Regions from separate parts of the Homo sapiens genome. Here region 1 is linked to region 2. Evidence: read pairs that join two places in POLR2A ChIA-PET (ENCODE). Cell type or tissue: Panc1. All regions are shown on one strand. Each heading gives the region's core, and the rest is flanking DNA. Links, peaks and the distances in the headings are about the cores only.

What was found. Peaks named below come from ENCODE experiments on the same cell type or tissue, not always from the same donor. Only the 100,000 strongest peaks of a DNase experiment are listed, where the experiment ranks them.
Region 1: POLR2A ChIA-PET joins it to region 2 with 11 read pairs; 10 of 35 experiments call an interaction of 5 or more read pairs at or near these places.

What each region holds. Positions count from the first base shown.
Region 1 is chr19:44,811,122-44,819,441 of GRCh38, reverse strand. It overlaps BCAM (basal cell adhesion molecule (Lutheran blood group)), which reads right to left. Exons shown (of 15, transcript NM_005581.5): 2 at 8,096-8,217; 3 at 7,051-7,279; 4 at 6,894-6,964; 5 at 6,096-6,192; 6 at 5,822-6,004; 7 at 5,154-5,290; 8 at 4,682-4,838; 9 at 805-920; 10 at 560-701; 11 at 250-386; 12 at 1-96. Among named protein-coding and RNA genes, the nearest start is that of BCAM, 6.2 kb to the right of the region's middle. RefSeq lists a silencer at 1,376-1,670 and enhancers at 5,435-5,967, 6,619-7,165. In Panc1, for the core only: no CTCF peak of the experiment used is centred there; no DNase peak of the experiment used is centred there.
Region 2 is chr19:44,758,270-44,766,589 of GRCh38, reverse strand. BCL3 (BCL3 transcription coactivator) reads right to left here. Exons shown (of 9, transcript NM_005178.5): 7 at 8,177-8,320; 8 at 7,749-7,866; 9 at 6,546-7,162. The coding sequence ends at 6,975. It overlaps MIR8085 (microRNA 8085), which reads right to left and starts at 7,933; the gene lies at 7,869-7,933. It also overlaps the pseudogene LOC124900431. RefSeq lists an enhancer at 7,347-7,996. In Panc1, for the core only: no CTCF peak of the experiment used is centred there; no DNase peak of the experiment used is centred there; H3K27ac peaks cover 383 bases.

The DNA of each region.
Region 1 (8,320 bases), core at 112-8,111, 53 kb before region 2:
TTCACAGGAGATGCCATCGCGGCTCAGGGCGCTGGTCACTTTCAGGGTCAGAGAGCTGCTCACCCAACCCTGCCGTCCGGGGATTGGCTCTGCGGGCTATGGAGGCTCCGATCAGGCCCCGGCTGGTGGGGTCAAGGGGTGGGGTCAAGGGCAGAGGTGAACGACGTCCAGTCTCCCAGGAAGTGGAAAGGAGGGTGTGATACTTGGATGAGTGAGAGGGGGCTCAGGGTGGAGAGGAAGGTCCCTTACGCTGCCCCCCAATTGGCTCCAGCTGAGTTTGGGGTCTGGATGGCCGCGGGCAGAGCAGATGAGTGTGACTTCGTCTCCTTCCCTCCAGCTGCCATCTGCCTTGGGCTCTATTTCCGCTGTCTTTAGCTCTGGCGAGCCTGTGGGTGGTGGGGATGGGAAGAAAGTGAAGGGAGAGGAGAGAGAGAGAGAAGAGAGGCATCGAGCAGAAGATGGAGTCCCCAGCCAGGGACTCAGGAACTCGTCCTGTTTGTCCAGGTCCCACACCCCACACTGTCCCCATCCAAGCCCACCCCCTCCCTGCCCCCTGAACCTTGGACCAGCAGCGTGAAGTTCTGGGTGCGGCTGAGGACCGGGACTGTGGGCAGGGAGGCCTCACATACGTAGGTGCCATTGGAATCGAAGGTGATAGAACTGAGCGACAGCATGGGGCCATCGCCCAGGGGAGTGGAGTCCTGGGAAGGGCAGAGGAGGAGGAGGACGCTGTGAGAGGGCGAGGAGTGAGGGGAGAGAGGAGGGTGCGAGTGCAGGGCCCGAGGGGGCTCCTCTCCCTCTCACCTTGGTCCAGCGTAGGGCAGGGGTGGGCAGGCCGTGCACGGAGCAGTTCACGACTGCACTGCTGTTTAGAGGTAAGGAAAGCACCTTCCCCTCGCTGAGCTCCAGGGGGTCCAGATCTGCAGTGGGGGACAGTCTGTCACTCGTCCCAGACCGCCACCCACTCAATTAGGGGCTCTCCAGGGGCGGTCGGGGGTGCAAACATGAATGGACAGTTGGAAGCAGAGAACAGCAAGTAATCCTCCTGGTTTACCCCATCTCCATGAAATCTCCATTCTCCCATCCAGGCTCTCCAACCAAAAATCTAGCAGTCTAACCCCAACATTGACATGCCCAAGTCAATTACTTTTCTTCAGAGCTGACATCTGAGCCCAAGGTTAATGAATAACCTTAGGTGTGGAAGGTGTCCCTTCTGTGACTTTAGCACACAAACCTTTTGCTCAAACCCCAACCTGTGGGGTAACCTCCCTGTTACCCCCAAACATCTTTTCTGCAAAGTTTTGTTTTTGAATAGAGACAAGGTGTTGCTATGTTGGCCAGGCTGGGTCTCAAACTCCTGGCCTCAAGTGATCCTCCTGTCTTGACCTCCCAAAAGTGCTAGGATCACAGGCGTGAGCCCCTGCTCCTGGCCTCAGCAAGTCTTTATCTGGTCTGCTCCCAGGACAAATCCTCTGGCTTCCTGCCACCTCTGGCCCCAGGTTTGACTGTCCCAACCACCTCTTCACTAGCCTGCTCCTCCCTCTTGTCCATCCTCCACTGAGCAGCTAGAGGGACCTCTTTAAAACATCCACTGGTCAGGCCGGGCACGGTGGCTCATGCCTATAACCCCAGCACTTTGGGAGGCCGAGGCGGGTGCATCACCTGATGTCAGGAGTTCGAGACCACCCTGGTCACATGGTGAAACCCCATCTCTACTAAAAATCCAAAAGCTAGCTGGGCATAGTGGTGCATGCCTATAGTCCCAGCTACTTGGGAGGCTGAGGCAGGAGAATCGCTTGAACCTGGGAGGTGGAGGTTGCAGTGAGCCGAGATTGTGCCACTGCGCTCCAGCCTGGGTGACAGAGTGAGACTCTGACTCAAAAAAAAAAAAACAAAAAAAACCAACCACCCACTGGTCATCCCTCCCCTCTGCATAAAACCCTGCAGTGGCTCCCCAGTACCCTTGGCATCGAGGCCAAACTTCTTGAGGGTGCCTAAAAGATGCTGCCTGGTCTGGCCCTCACCCACCTCTTGAACCATCTCCCACTCTTCCCCATTCCTCCTGTGCTCCCAGCTACCCCGTTCTCTTGCTGTTTTTCTTGAGTAGACCAAGTTGGGGCCTGCCTCAGGGCCTTTGCACTTGCTCACTCTACTTGCAGTGCTCTTTTTGTAGCTCTCTGCATTTCTTCTTCTTATTATTTTTTTTTGAGAGAGTTTGGCTCTGTCGCCCAGGCTAGAGTGCAGTGGCGGGATCTCAGCTCACTGCAAGCTCTGCCTCCTGGGTTCATGCCATTCTCCTGCCTCAGCCTCCCGAGTACCTGGGACTACAGGCACCTGCCACCACGCCCAGCTAATTTTTTGTATTTTTAGTAGAGACGGGATTTCACCGTGTTAGCCAGGATGGTCTCAAACTCCTGACCTCATGATCTGCCCGCCTCTGCCTCCCAAAAGTGCTGGGATTACAGGTGTGAGCCACCGTGCCCGGCCAATTTCTTTTTTCTTTGAGACAGACTCTTGCTCTGTCACCCAGGCTGGAGTTCAGTGGCACGATCTCAGCTCACTGCAACCTCCGCCTCCCAGGATCAAGCGATTCTCCTGCCTCAGTCTCCTGGGTAGCTGGGATTACAGGCACCAGCCATCATGCCTGGCTAATTTTTATATTTTTAGTAGAGATGGGGTTTCACCATGTTGGCCAGGCTGGTCTCGAACTCCTGACCTCAGGTGATCCACCTGCCTCGGCCTCCCAAAGTGCTGGGATTACAGGTGTGAGCCACTGTGCCTGGCTGCTGTCTGCTTTTCTGAGTCTCACTTAAATGTCTCTTCTCAGAGGCTTCCCTGACCTCCCCTATTGTGGACACCCAGATCTTTCCTACAGCACGGAAGGACTTATTCCACCAGCTGCTAAGAAGGATGACAGCTGTCAGCCTGCAGCTGTCACCCCTCTCTGGGAGCTGCCTCAGCTGCTGAGAGCCCCTTGCCTAAGGCCAGCACACCTCTGAGGACTGGTTGATGTAGAGGTTATTAAGGCCCAGCCCCCTCACCCCAACTGGGGACAACTGTGAAGGGCCATCCTGGATTCCAAGTACCCCGTGGGGCTGACTGAGGCCCTCTTTCTTTCTTTTATTTGTTTCTGAGATGGAGTCTCACTCTGTTGCCCAGGCTGGAGTGCAATGGCACGATCTCAGTTCACTGCAATCTCCGCTTCCTGGGTTCAAGCGATTCTCCTGCCTCAGGCTCCTGAGTGGCTGGGATTACAGGTGCATGCCACCACACCCGGCTAACTTTTAGTACAGAGGGGGTTTCACTATGTTGGCCAGGCTGGTCTCTAACTCCTGACCTCAGGTGATCCACCCACCTCGGCCTCCCAAAGTGTTGGGATTACAGGCATGAGCCACGGGGCCCGGCCTACTTTTTTATTTTTATTTTTCCTGAGACGGGGTCTTTCTCTGTCGCTCAGGCTGGAGTGCAGTGGCACAATCTTGGCTCACTGCAGTTTCAACCTTCCAGACTCAAGGGATCCTCCCACCTGGGCCTCCGAGTAGCTGGGACTACAGGTGTGTGCCACTATGCCTGGCTAATTTTTAATTTGTGTGTGTGTGTGTGCAAATGGGGTCTCCCTCTGTTGCCCAGGCTGGCCTCAAACTCCTAGGCTCATACAATCCTCCTGCCTCAGCCTCTCAAAGTGCTGGGATTATAGGCATGAACCACTGCACCCAGCCTGAGACCTTCCTTAGACTTCAGTCCAACTTCTCACCTTGCCAAATCTTGCTTCCTTTACCTCCCTAGACCCAAGAGGTGCGGAACCCAGGGTACTTCCCATAAACTTCTTGCCTGAAAACATCCAAGTCAGAATCTGCTTCTCAGGAAAGCAGACTGCAACACCTGCCACCTAAAATAATCCCCTCTCCTGCTCTCTCTCACTGGTGATATCACCTGTAGATACACTACTGTTACGAAAGGGCTTAGTTAGCATTTACCATCTGTCTCCCCTACTGAAATAACAGGGGTGGTCTGTCTTGTTCACAGATGTGTCCCCAGCATCTGGCGCAGGGTCTACCCCAGGAAGGGATATGTAAGAAGTGCCAAGGGAGAATACAGCCTTTCCCCAGGGCCTGGATGCGAATGAACTGAAAATCATTCTTAGAAGCCTGGGATTCAAGGGATTGGTGAGAAATAGACGGTAGGAAGGATGGGCAGTGAAGGTAGGAACCAGAGGAGCCTGGGGGGTGATGAGGAGATAGCCTTGACTGGGGAGAAGGATCAGCTAGCTAATGGTGGAACTGGCCAGGTGGACCTTGAAGGCCATGGTGAGACACCTGGGCTTCTCCCAAGGGTACTGGGGAGCCATGGCAGATTCTGAGCAGAGGAGGGTCAGGTCTGTGCTATGGAAAGAGCTCTCGACAAGATGCGGTGGCTCACTCCTGTAATCCCAGCACTTTGGGAGAGCAAGGCAGGAGGATCGCATGAGGAGTTCGAGACCAGCCTGGGCAACGTAGCCAGGTCCTGTCTCTGGGAAAAAAAAAAAAAAAAAAACAACCAAAAAAACCCCCAAGAAATGCAGAGAAAGGGTTGAAGGCAGAGTGTTTGGGATGACAGAGCAACTTCAGGGCTGTAGGGAGGAGGGCGCAGAGGCACTGATGCCAGGGCCCCTCCTGCCCGCCCGTTCACCCAGGGCTCTCACAGGCCACGCGCAGCTCCAGCGTCTTGGAGAGCTGCACGTCATCTGCCGCGTCGTAATCCTCCACTCTGCAGCCATAGGTCCCGCTCTGGCCCCGGGTCACTCCCTCCAGGGTCAAGTTCCCCTCGAGATTCACATTCAGCACTTCCTCCTGCTCATCCTGGGAGACGGGGGACGAGGAACCAGGCTCAGAAGCCACCCCGGTTCAGCGGGCTCATGCTAGGTCAGAAGCCACCAGGTTAGTGTCATGCTAAGCCAGAATCAGGGGTCAGGGGCCATCAAGTCAGGTGGCATGCTAAGTCCTGACTCTCTCAAATCAGGGGTCAGAGGTCCTTTTAGTTCGTGGGCCACCAGATCAGGTGGCTGCCTAAGCCATGGGGACTCCCAGGTCCCACATTAGAAGTTATGCAGGTTAGCAGGTCACAGAGGTCAGGGGCTGGGGGGTGGATCCCAGAGGGACCCTTGGGTGGGTCACCTGAAGGCGGAAAAGCGTATACTCCGGGCTGGGGCTGCCGTCCCCCCGGCAGAGCAGCTGGACAGTGTCACCCTCGCGTACCCAGCCTGCTGGGGTGGACGGGCTGCCCACCCAGAACTGCACGTGCTCCGTGGGATCTAAGGGAAGGGCAGGGAGATGGGAATTGTGATCAGGGGAAGGGTCAAGGCTAGAGGACAGGCGAGAGGTCAGCCCTGCATCCCAGGTGAGGGCTATGGCGGGTCAAAGGTTACGGGTCATAGGTTTCAAGCCTCAGGTTCACAATTATTCTGAGTGCCAGAGTTCAGAGGTTGAAATAAACTAAGAGTATAGGTCAAGAGTCAGAGGTCCGTATGGGCGATGGGTCAGTGTGAGACTTGGAGCCAGATGTCATGGGGGGACCCAATTCAGTGTGAGAAGGTGGAAAGCACCATTTAGTCATAAACTTCATGGGGTCCAGGGTGCTAAGTGGAGGTCGGAGGTCAGAGGTCAGGATGGGGCTTGTGCGACCAATTGAGGTCAGAGGTCAGTGGCCAGCACTAGCACATTTTTTTTTAGCATGAAGTAGGGAGGCAGAGGGTCAGAGGGGAGTGTGAAGCCCCCGGGTGGAGGGTCAGGCCTCATGAGGTGTGGAGCCTGAGGTCAGAGGTCAAAGGCCAGCACAGACTCACAGTGCAGGGTGAGGTGGAAGGTGGGGCTGTCCAGGCGGCCGTGGCGGCCCTCGGGCAGGCTGTAGTGGGCGGCGCAGTGGAAGCTGGCGTCTCGGTCATCCTTGCGGAGCCGCAGGTAGAGGGTGCTGGTGAGGGAGAGCAGGCCCGAGGCCTCCCGGACCGTGCGGCTGGTCATGTAGCCCTCTGGGAGAGATCGGGGGAGGTGGCAGTCAGCCAGGCCATAGCCCCGCCACCCACCCCAGCCCACGTCCCGCCGCGCTCCTGCGCTGCTCACCTGGGTTCATCTCTACGGGCACCTCCAGGCGCTGCCCGTTGCGATACCACGTGATCTTGGGGGCCGGGTTCCCGTTCCGGCTGTTGCAGGTGGCGATCTGAGGCAGACACGGGCATGGCCCTGGGCTTGGAGCTGGGACTCTGAAGTCGGGGCTCCTCTCTCAGGAGTTCTCCCCACTCAGACTCATGAGCCGGGCTCCTAACTCCCGACTCTCCCAGGACCCAGGAGTCCAAATTCCTAGTCCCCGACTCAGACTAAAGAGTCCAGGCCTCCAGCACCATCCTCCAGGGACCAAGGATTCTGGGTCCCCCAGCTCTCTCCTTCCTAGGACACAGGAGTCTTCCCCCTCTGCCCTTCCTTTCTTTTTTCTTTTCTTCTTCTTTTTTTTTTTTTTTTTGAGACGGAGTATTGCTCTGTGGCCCAGGCTGGAGTGCAGTGGTGTGATCTTAGCTCACTGTAGCCTCTGCCTTCTGGGTTCGAGTGATTCTCCTGTCTCAGCCTCCCGAGCAGCTGGGATTACAGTTGCACACCAACACACCCAGCTAATTTTTGTATCTTTAGTAGAGACGGGGTTTCATTATGTTGGCCAGGCTGGTCTGGAACTCCTGACCTCAGGTGATCCGCCTGCCTCTGCCTCCCAAAATGCTGGGATTACAGGCATGAGCCACCTCGCCTGGCCTTACCCCTCCTCCTTTATTACCCAGGGGTCCCCAGCCCCTCCTCCCTCAGACCCAGGAGTCCAGGGCCCTGTCCCCTCCTCCTCCAGGACCCTGGGGCCAAGGTCCACCCGAGAGGTACCTCCTGGGCAGAGTCCTCCATCACAGACAGTGTCCCTTTGTTGGGGGAGACCTCAGTGGCCTCTGGCTTTGCTGTGAAAAAGACGTTCACGTCAGGAGCCCCTGCCCTGCGCCCCTCCCTGCCTGCCTCCCTTCGGGGGATGCCCGAGGACACTTACCAAACACGTTGAGCCGCGCAGTGGCCTCAGCAGTGCCTGCCGCCCCTGCCCTCACCACGCACACGTAGTCTCGCTCGTCGCCCACCTGGGCCTCAGCCAGCACCAGGCGCCCCTGGGAGTCCAGCTGGTATGGGGGACTGCGGCCCCGGGTGTCGTGCATTGTGACCTGGAGCTCAGAGCCCTGCATCTCAGCCGAGGCTAGGCGGGGGCGAGCTCCCGAGCGGTCGGTCTGTGGGCGCGGGGCAGGCTCTCAGCTCCGGGTGTCCCAGCGCTCCTCAGTCTCTCTCTCTCTGGGTCCTTTCTCTCTGCAGCTCCTGGCTCTGCCTCTTTTCCTCTTGTTATGGGTCTCCCTGGTCCCTCTGTCCCTCCCCACCTTCTCCTGCCCCCATTCCCTATCAGTTCTTGATTTTTCCTGTCTCCTTTTCTCCATCTCATTCCGGTCCCATCCCTTCTCCTCTTGGTCTCTCCCTCTCCCGATTGTCTCTCATTTTCTTTCCTCTTTTTTTTTGAGATAGAGTCTTGCTCTGTCGCCTGGCTGGAGAGCATTGGCTCGATCTCGGCTCACTGCAACCTCTACCTCCCAGGTTCAAGCGATTCTCCTGCCTCAGCCTCCTGAGTAGCTGGGATTACAGGCACATGCCATCACGCCCAGCTAATTTTTGTATTTTTAGTAGAGACGGGGTTTCACCATGTTGGTCAGGACAGTCTTGATCTCTTGACCTCGTGATCCACCCGCCTCGGCCTCCCAAAGTGCTGGGATTACAGGCGTGAGCCACCGTGCCTGGCTTCTGCTTTCTTGATGTCTGTCTCTGTTCTCTCTCTCAAGAGCCCGCAGTCCAGAGCAGGTCAATGTCATTCTAGACTTGGCTGTGCCTAGACACGGGGCACCTTGCAGATCCCTTCCCCTCAGTGGGACTCAGTGACCCCATCTGTAACAAGGAGTGTGGCTTGGTGGATCTCTACAGGCCTTAGGCACTGATGAGAGAATGAACCTTTGCTGCCCTGCTGTGCCCTGACTCCAGGCCCCCCAGCCCCAAGCACTCACAAGGAACCATTCCAGCATATAATGGTCGTGGGTTCCCGTAGGGGTGCAGTCCAGAATGACAGACTTTCCTCGCATCACCTCCACCAGCGGGGGTACAGACAAGCGCACCTCCGCCTGGGCATCTGCAAGAGAGCAACTGAGCTATCATCCACCACACCAACAGGAAGAGCCCTCCAGACAGGGTCCCCTCTCCCCCAGGACACAAGCGTCCAGGTCCCAGCCCCT
Region 2 (8,320 bases), core at 155-8,154:
CTCACCGCAAGCTCCGCCTCCCAGGTTCACCCCATTCTCCCGCCTCAGCCTCCCGAGTAGCTGGGACTACAGGTGCCTGCCACCACGCCTCGCTAATTTTGTTTTTGTATTTTTAGTAGAGACGGGGTTTCACCATGTTAGCCAGGATGATCTGGATCTCCTGACCTTGTGATCCGCCTGTCTCGGCCTCCCAAACTTCTGGGATTACAGGCGTGAGCCACTGCACCCTGCCTCAGCCTTTGAATAGCTAGGACCACAGGCACCTAATATAATTTTTTTTTTTTTATTGTAGAGAGAGGATCTTGCTATGTGGCCCAGGCTGATCTCAAACTCCTGGGCTCAAGCAATTCTCCTGCCTTGGCCTCCAAAAGTGCTGGAATTACAGATGCGAGTCACTTCACTCTTTCAAGAGATGGGGTCTCACTACATTGCCCAGGCTGGTCTCAAACTCCTGGGCTCAAGTGATCCTCATGCCTCAGCCTCCCTCCCGAGTAGCTATGACTACAGGTGTGTGCCACCATGCCCAGCTATATTATTTAATTTAATTACAACCGTGGAATAAAAAAAATGTAGCTAAAACACACATCTAGGCTATGACCTCATTGTTCCATTTTTCTACCAGGACAAAGAATAGGTCTCATCGTCTCTACTGTGTTTCCTCTGACCTCAAAACTGTCAAAAATTCTTAGATGATGGCAACAGCAATTCCCATTTATGAAGCTCTTACTCAGCACCATGGCCTGTAATAAGTATTGCACAAAATTTACTTCCCCCCACCTTTTTCCTTTTTTGAGACAAGGTCTCTCTCTGTCACCCAGGCTGGAATGCAGTGGCGCAATCTTGATTCACTGCGGCCTTGACCTCTTAGGCTCAAGTGATCCTGCCACCTCGGCCTCCCCAGTGGGTGGGACTACAGGCGTGCACCACCATACCGGCTAATTTTTGTTTTTTTTTTGGAGAGACAGGGTTTCACCATATTGCCCAGGCTTGTCTTGAACTCCTGGGCTCAATCGATCTGCCCACCTCCAGCTCCCAAAGTGCTAGGATTACAGGCGTGAGCCACTGTGTCCCGTTCATATTTTTTTTTTTTCGGTTTGGACAGGAAGGAGGATTTATTGGTGGGTGTGAGTAAGCAGGGCTCGCCACTATTCCAGGGGCCTATGATTGGGGATGTATCTGATGCCACAGCCATCCAGGATGAGCTACTTCTCAGCCACCGTGTCTTCACATTCATCTGCACTAAACTTGGTAAAGTCCCACCGCCTTGAGATGTGGGTCTTCTGGTGGCCAGGGAGCTTGAACTTGGCCCTGGGTAGGGCCTCAATCACGTGTTCCATGTTCTGCAGCTTGGTGCGGATGGACGTGATGCCTTAGCCAATGTGAACCCTGGCCACCACACCCTGGGGCTTTCCAAAGGCGCCTCGCATACCTGTCTGGAGTCTAGACTGGGGTGAGGTCAAGATCAGAAACATGAACATGCATCGGAAAGGGCTATCTCCAAGGTCTCTTAAGGCCACCGCTACACGCAGCAGGCTGCGTATACTACTGAGGGCACTGCTGTTTGCCGCCACTGCATAGGAGGAGAGGAGCACAATTAGCTTGACTAGTGTTCATGTTTAAACCTTGGAGCAAACCTGCAAGTTGCTCTAAGGATTAAACATAAATATTGGCTGGGTGCGGTGGCTCATGCCTGTAATCCCAGCACTCTGGGAGGCTGAGCCAGGAGGATCTCCTGGGGTCGGGAGTTTGAGACCAGCCTGACCAACATGGTGAAACCCTGTCTCTACTAAAAATACAAAAAATTAACTGGATGTGGTGGCGGGTGCCTGTAGTCCCAGCTACTCGGGAGGCTGAGGCAGGAGAATGGCGTGAACCCGGGAGGTGGAGCTTGTAGTGAGCTGAGATTGCGCCGCTGCACTCCAGCCTGGGCGACAGAGCGAGACTTCATCTCAAATAAATAAATAAATAAATAAAATTAAAAATTAGCTGGGCATGATGATGCATGCCTGTAATTCCAGCTACTTGGGAGGCTGAGGCAGGAGAATTGCTTGAACCTGGGAGACGGAGATTGCAGTGAGCAGAGATTGCACCACTGCACTCCTCCAGCCTGTGCAGCAGAGTGAGACTTAGTAACAACAAAACAAAACAAAACAAAACAAAACAAAACAAAACAAGAGACAGGATCTCCCTCTGGCACCCAGGCTGGAATGCAGTGGCGTGATCATAGTTCACTGCAGCCTTGACATCCCGGGCTAAAGTGATGCTTGAACCTCAGCCTCCTAAGTAGCTGGGACTGCAGGCACACACCACCAGGCTCATGCTCAGCCAACACATTTTTTGATCTTCTGTAGAGACAGCGTCTCACTATGTTGACCAGGAAACATAGAAATAATCTCTCCCTCCCTCCCTCCCTCGCTTGCTTCCTTCCTTCCTTCCTTCCTTCCTTCCTTCCTTCCTTCCTCTCCCTCTTTCCTCCCTTCCCCTCCCCTTCCCTTCCCTTCAAGACAGGGTGTTGCTATGTTGTCTGGGCTGGTCTTGAACTCCTGGCCTCAAGTGATCCTCCCACCTTGCCTTCCCCAAAGTGCTGGAATTGCAAGTGTGAGCCACTGTGCTCAGTGACAAATGTCCTCATAAGAGACAGAGAAGAAGACATGGACACACAAAGGAGAAGATCATGTGAAGACAGAGGCAGAGACTGGACTGATGCAGCCAGAAGCGGAGGAATGCTTGGGGCTACCAGAAGCTGGAAGAGGCAAGGAAGGAGTCTCCCCTACAGTTTTTGGTGAGTGCGGTCCTGCCGACGCCTTGATTTTGGACTTCCGGACTTCAGAACTGTAAAGGAATACATTTCTGTTGTGTTAAGCCACCTAGTTTGTGGCAGTTTGCATGGCAGCAACAGGATTTTTTATTTCTTATTTTTTATTTTTTTGAGACGGACTCTCGCTTTGTCTCCCAGGCTGGAGTGCAGTGACGTGATCTTGGCTCACTGCAACCCCTGCCTCCTGGGTTCAAGCTATTCTCCTGCCTCAGCCTCCTGAGTAGCTGGGATTACAGGTGCACACCACCACACCTGGCTAATTTTTGTATTTTTAGCAGAGACGGGATTTCACCATGTTGGCCAGGCTGGTCTCAAACTCCTGACCTCAAGTGATCTGCCCGCCTCGGCCTCCCAAAGTGCTGGGATTACAGGCATGAGCCATCGTGCCTGGCCAGCAACAGGACATTAACATGCCCTTCAAGCCTGGCAGCTTCAGAGATACCAGAGCACAGGGTCTGGGTCAGAAACACTGAAACATAGTTGCAAACAGAAAGACGCATGGACGTCCCAGTCAGGCGGGCCAGGCACACACAGGTCACCCAGTCAGTGCTCACACAGGCCATCCAGAAGTGCGTGTGCATGAGTGTTTGTGTGCACACACACAGCCCTTCACAGACCCCAGTGATGCCATCCAGGAAGTTGTTAAGGCAGCTGGCCCCACAGATGCAACTACATTACAGAGTGATGGGGATTAAATGTTCACTATCAGCAATTCACATGACGACCCAGAGAAGCCCCCACAGATTAAACAAACAAACAAACCAAAAAACCCCATAAAAAACAAAAAACACTCAGTGCTATGGTTTGAATATTTTTTCCTTCAAAACCTCATGTTGAAATCTGATCCCCTCACTTGAACCCAGGTCGAGGTTGCAGTGAGCTAGGATCTCCTGCTGCACCCCAGCCTGGGTGATAGAGTGAGACTCTGTGTCCAAAAAAATGAAGAAATTTGGGCCTGGCACGGTGGCTCACACCTGTAATCCCAGCACTTTGGGAGGCCGAGGCGGGTGGATCACTTGAGGTCAGGAGTTCAAGACCAGCCTGGCCAACAGGGTGAAACCCCGTCTCTACTAAAAATACAAAAATTAATTGGGCATGGTGGTGCATGCTTGTAATTCCAGCTACTTGGGAGGCTGAGGCTGGAGAATCGCTTGAACCTTGGAGGCAAAGGCTGCAGTGAGCCGAGATTGGGCCTCTGCACTGCAGCCTGGGCGACAGAGTGAGACTCTGTCTCAAAAAAAAAAAAAGAACTTTGATTCCCAAGGTTGGAGGTGGGCCTGATGTGAGGTGTGTTTGGGCCATGGGGGCAGGTCCCTCATGAATAGATTAATGTCCTCCCTGGCGGGTGAATGAGTTCTCCCCATTGACGCCCATGAGAGATGGGTGTTAAAGGGAGGCTGGCACTTCTCTCTCTCTGTCTCTCTCTCGCTTCCCCTCCTGCCACTTGATCCCCACACACGTGTGGTTCCCTCGGCCTTCTGCCATGAGTAGAAGCAGCCTGAAGCCTTCACCACAAGAAGCAGATGCTGACACCATGGTTCTTTTATTTATTTTTTTGAGGCAGGGCCTCACCTGTTGCCCAGGCTGGAGTGCTGTGGTGCGATCATAGCTCACTGCAGCCTCGAACTCACAGACTCAAGCAATCCTCCCACCTCAGTCTTCCGAGTAGCTGGGACTACAGGTGCCTGCCACCATGCCCAGCTAATTTTTTTTTTTTTTTTTTTTTTGTACAGACAGGGTCTCACTATACTGCTCGGGCTGGTCTCAAACTTCTGGTCTCAGGGGATTCTCCTGCCTCAGCCTCCCAAAGTGCTGGGATTACAGGTGTGAGCCACCAGGCTTGGCCTCAATTTTGGACTTCTTTTTTTTTTTTTTTTTTTTTGAGACGGAGTCTCACTCTGTCACCCAGGTTGGAGTGCAGTGGTGCGATCTCGGCTCTCTGCAAGCTCTGCCTCCCGGGTTCACACCATTCCCCTGCCTCAGCCTCCCGAGTAGCTGGGACTACAGGTGCCCGCCACCATGCCCAGCTAATTTTTTGTATTTTTAGTAGAGACTGGGTTTCACCGGGTTAGCCAGGATGGTCTCGATCTCCTGACCTCGTGATCCGCCTGCCTCGGCCTCCCAAAGTGCTGGGATTACAGGCGTGAGCCACCGCGCCCGGCCGATTTTGGACTTCTTATGCCCAGAACTGTAAGAGAATAAATTAGTATTGTTTGGCTGGCACGGTGGCTCACACCTTTTGTAATCCCAGCACTTTGGGAGGCTGAGGTGGGTGGATCACTTGAGGTCAGGAGTTCCAGATCAGTCTGGCCAACATGTCAAAACCCTGTGACTAGTAAAAATACAAAAAATTAACCGGGTGTGGTGGTGCACGCCTGTAGTCCCAGCTACTTGGGAGGCTGAGGTAGGAGAATGGCTTGAACCAGGGAAGTGGAGGTTGTAGTGAGCTGAGATTGTGCCACTGCACTCCAGCCTGGGTGACAGAGTGAAACTCTGTTTTAAAAAAAAAAAAAAAAAAGTTAGCATCATTTCAAGCCACTGAATTTGTGATTTGTTATAGTGGCAACAGGAAACCATTACAAACCCCGACTGACACACAGAGGCATACCCCAGAGTCAAAGCACAGATGTGTGGCTGGGCGCGGTGACTCACGCTTGTAATCCCAGCACTTTGGGAGGCCAAAGCAGGCAGATCGCCTGAGGTCAGGAGTTTGAGACCAGCCTGGCCAATGTGGCAAAACCCCCTCTCTACTAAAAATACAAAAATTAGCCAGGCATGGTGGTGGGTGCCTGTAATCCCAGCTACTCTGGAGGCTGGGGCAGGAGAATCTCTTGAACCCAGGAGGCGGAGGTTGCAGTGAGCCGAGATCACGCCATTGCACTCCAGCCTGGGTGACAGAGTGAGACTCCATCCCCCCCCAAAAAAACAACAACAAAACCACAGATGTGGTCCATTAGAGGGGCCCCATGGAACCACTAAGTAAAACTGTCTCACGCCATGTGAGGCAGTCACAGGGCAACAATCACAGCATCACCCCAGATCTCAATGTTAGGAACACTCCCAAGCACCACGCACTCGGACAGCCAGAGACGATTGGGGCTGAAGTCAGCTGTGGGTTATCACCAGGACCCCCACACTACAGAAACACACATGCCCAGGGTCACTACGGAATCCAACAGGGTGCCCTGGAAAGATATCACACACCGGCCAGGTGCAGTGGCTCATGCCTGTAATCCCAGCACTTTGGGAGGCCGACACAGGAGGATCATGAGGTCAGGAGTTCAAGACCAGCCTGACCAACATGGTGAAACCCCGTCTCTACTAAAATTACAAAAATTAGCCAGGTGTGGTGGTGCACACCTGTAATCCCAGCTACTCGGGAGGCTGAGGCAGGAGAATCGCTTGAACCGGGGAGGCGGAGGTTGCAGTGAGCCGAGATCGTGCCACTGCACTCCAGCTTGGGCGACAGAGCAAGACTCTGTCTTGAAAAAAAAAAAAAAAAGATATCACACACCACGTCCTCCTTAGAAACAATGGTACAGTGACAATGATGGCAACATTCACAACCAAACACACCAGAAGTCCCAGAGTGACACACAGGAGATTGTCTGTCTGAGACTCACAACATCACTCTGGGAGTCAACTGGATTCAGTGCACGGGTGTGCACACACACGAAGGCACTTCCGCCAGGTCCATCTCATGAAAGAGGCCCATGCACCCAAGGGATATGGTACAAAAATAGTTTATTACAAAAGAAATCCAACCAAAATGCTTAATAATTTACATCGTGATCCGTGCCCGTTACGGCCCACCTCTCCCCTCCTCAGTTATCTGGTAGAGAGTGGAGGGGAGTGGCTGTTCCCTGGGTCCACCAGCTCTGGGAGGGGACATGGAAATGGAAGATGTGGGTGGCATTCCGGACAGGGACTGGTGCCTGAGAATGCTGGGGTCAGAGTCCTGGGAGGGAGCGAGATGGGGGAACATCTGTGCTCAGAAGAGGGGGTGTATGGGTAGGTGCATGTGCTTCTGTGCAAATCCTGGTCCCGAAGATGGGGGGGGGGGGCAGAGTGAGATCTTCACAGTTTCCAGAAGGGTTGACCCCACAGGGCAGGGGGGCCCCTCCTCATGAGTCCAAGATCTGCCCCCCCATCCCCCTCAGCTGCCTCCTGGAGCTGGGGAGGGGGGCACCGGCCGGCCAGGGCCTCGGAGGACCCCAGCAAAGGGCAGGAAGGCGGGTGGAGATGGGGAAGGAAGGAAGAAATTGGGAGGAGCCATGGGGAATCCAGGGGGGTCCCTGGGGGGAGACTGGGAGGGTGAGGAGGATGGTGATGCGGAGAGAAGACCTGAGGAAGGAAGAGAGACAGAGGGGTGGGTGGTGAGAGGCTAGACCCAGAGAGCAGGGGCTGGGGCCTGAGATCTGGGTCTGAGGGAGGAGGGGCTGGGGGTCTGGACTCGGGTCTGAGGGAGGAGGGGCTGGGGATTTAAACTCCCGGGTCTGAGGAAAGAGGCATCTGGGGACCTAGACTCCTGGGTCTGAAGGAAGAGGGGCCGGGGGTCAGAAGGAGGAGGGGCTGGGGGTGTGAGGGAGGAGGGGCTGAGGTCTGAGGGAGGAGGGTCTGGAAATCTGGACTCCTGGGTCTGAGGGAGGAGGGGCTGAGGTTTGAGATAAGAGGGGCTGGGGGTATGAGGGAGGAGGGGCTGAGGTCTGAGGGAGGAGGGGCTGGGGGGTCTGAAGGAGGAGGGGCTGGGGTCTGAGGGAGGAGGGGCCAGGGGTCTGAGGGAGGAGGGGCTATGGGTTGGGATTCCTGGGTCAGAGGGAGGAGGCTAGGGGCCTGGACTCCTGGATCTGAGGGAGGAGGGGCTGTGGGTTGGGATTCCTGGGTCTGAGGGAGGAGGCGCCAGGGCTGGAGGTTGGGAACGGTTTCTCACCATTGGAGCTGAGGCGGCTGCTGCTCTCGGGGGAGGTGTTGGCGCTCCGGTCAGGGGAGGGGTCTGGCTGGGAGGTGGAAGCAGGCCGGGTGGCCTTCCCCCTCAGGATGTCGATGACCTGTAGGAAGATGGGCGTGACCATAGAGCCACCCATGCCTCACAGTCCTCTCTCCCATCCCTCCTAGCTCACTGGATCCAGGTGGTGGCCTCTCCACTTCTCAGTATGAAAAGATGGGCAAGGCACTTTTTTTCTTGGTGCCAGTCTCTCCTCATTTCTGGAACTCACACCCGCGCTTTCAGAGGCTCACCCACTCCCCTCCACGCAACGGCACAGACACCCTCACTCCTCTGCGCTCTGGCACACTCGCCTGCAACCAGCCCGCGGACACACGTGTGCAAGGGGCATGTCCACAGCTGCCCCGGCTCACCCTGCGGCTGCGCGCCACCATGAGCGGCGTGTCGTTGTGGCAGTTCTTGAGGCTGCTGTCAGCGCCGCTGCGGACCAGCGTGCGCACCAGCGGGAGGAGCCCGCGGCCGGACGCTGAGTGCAGGGCGGAGCTGCCGGAGTACAT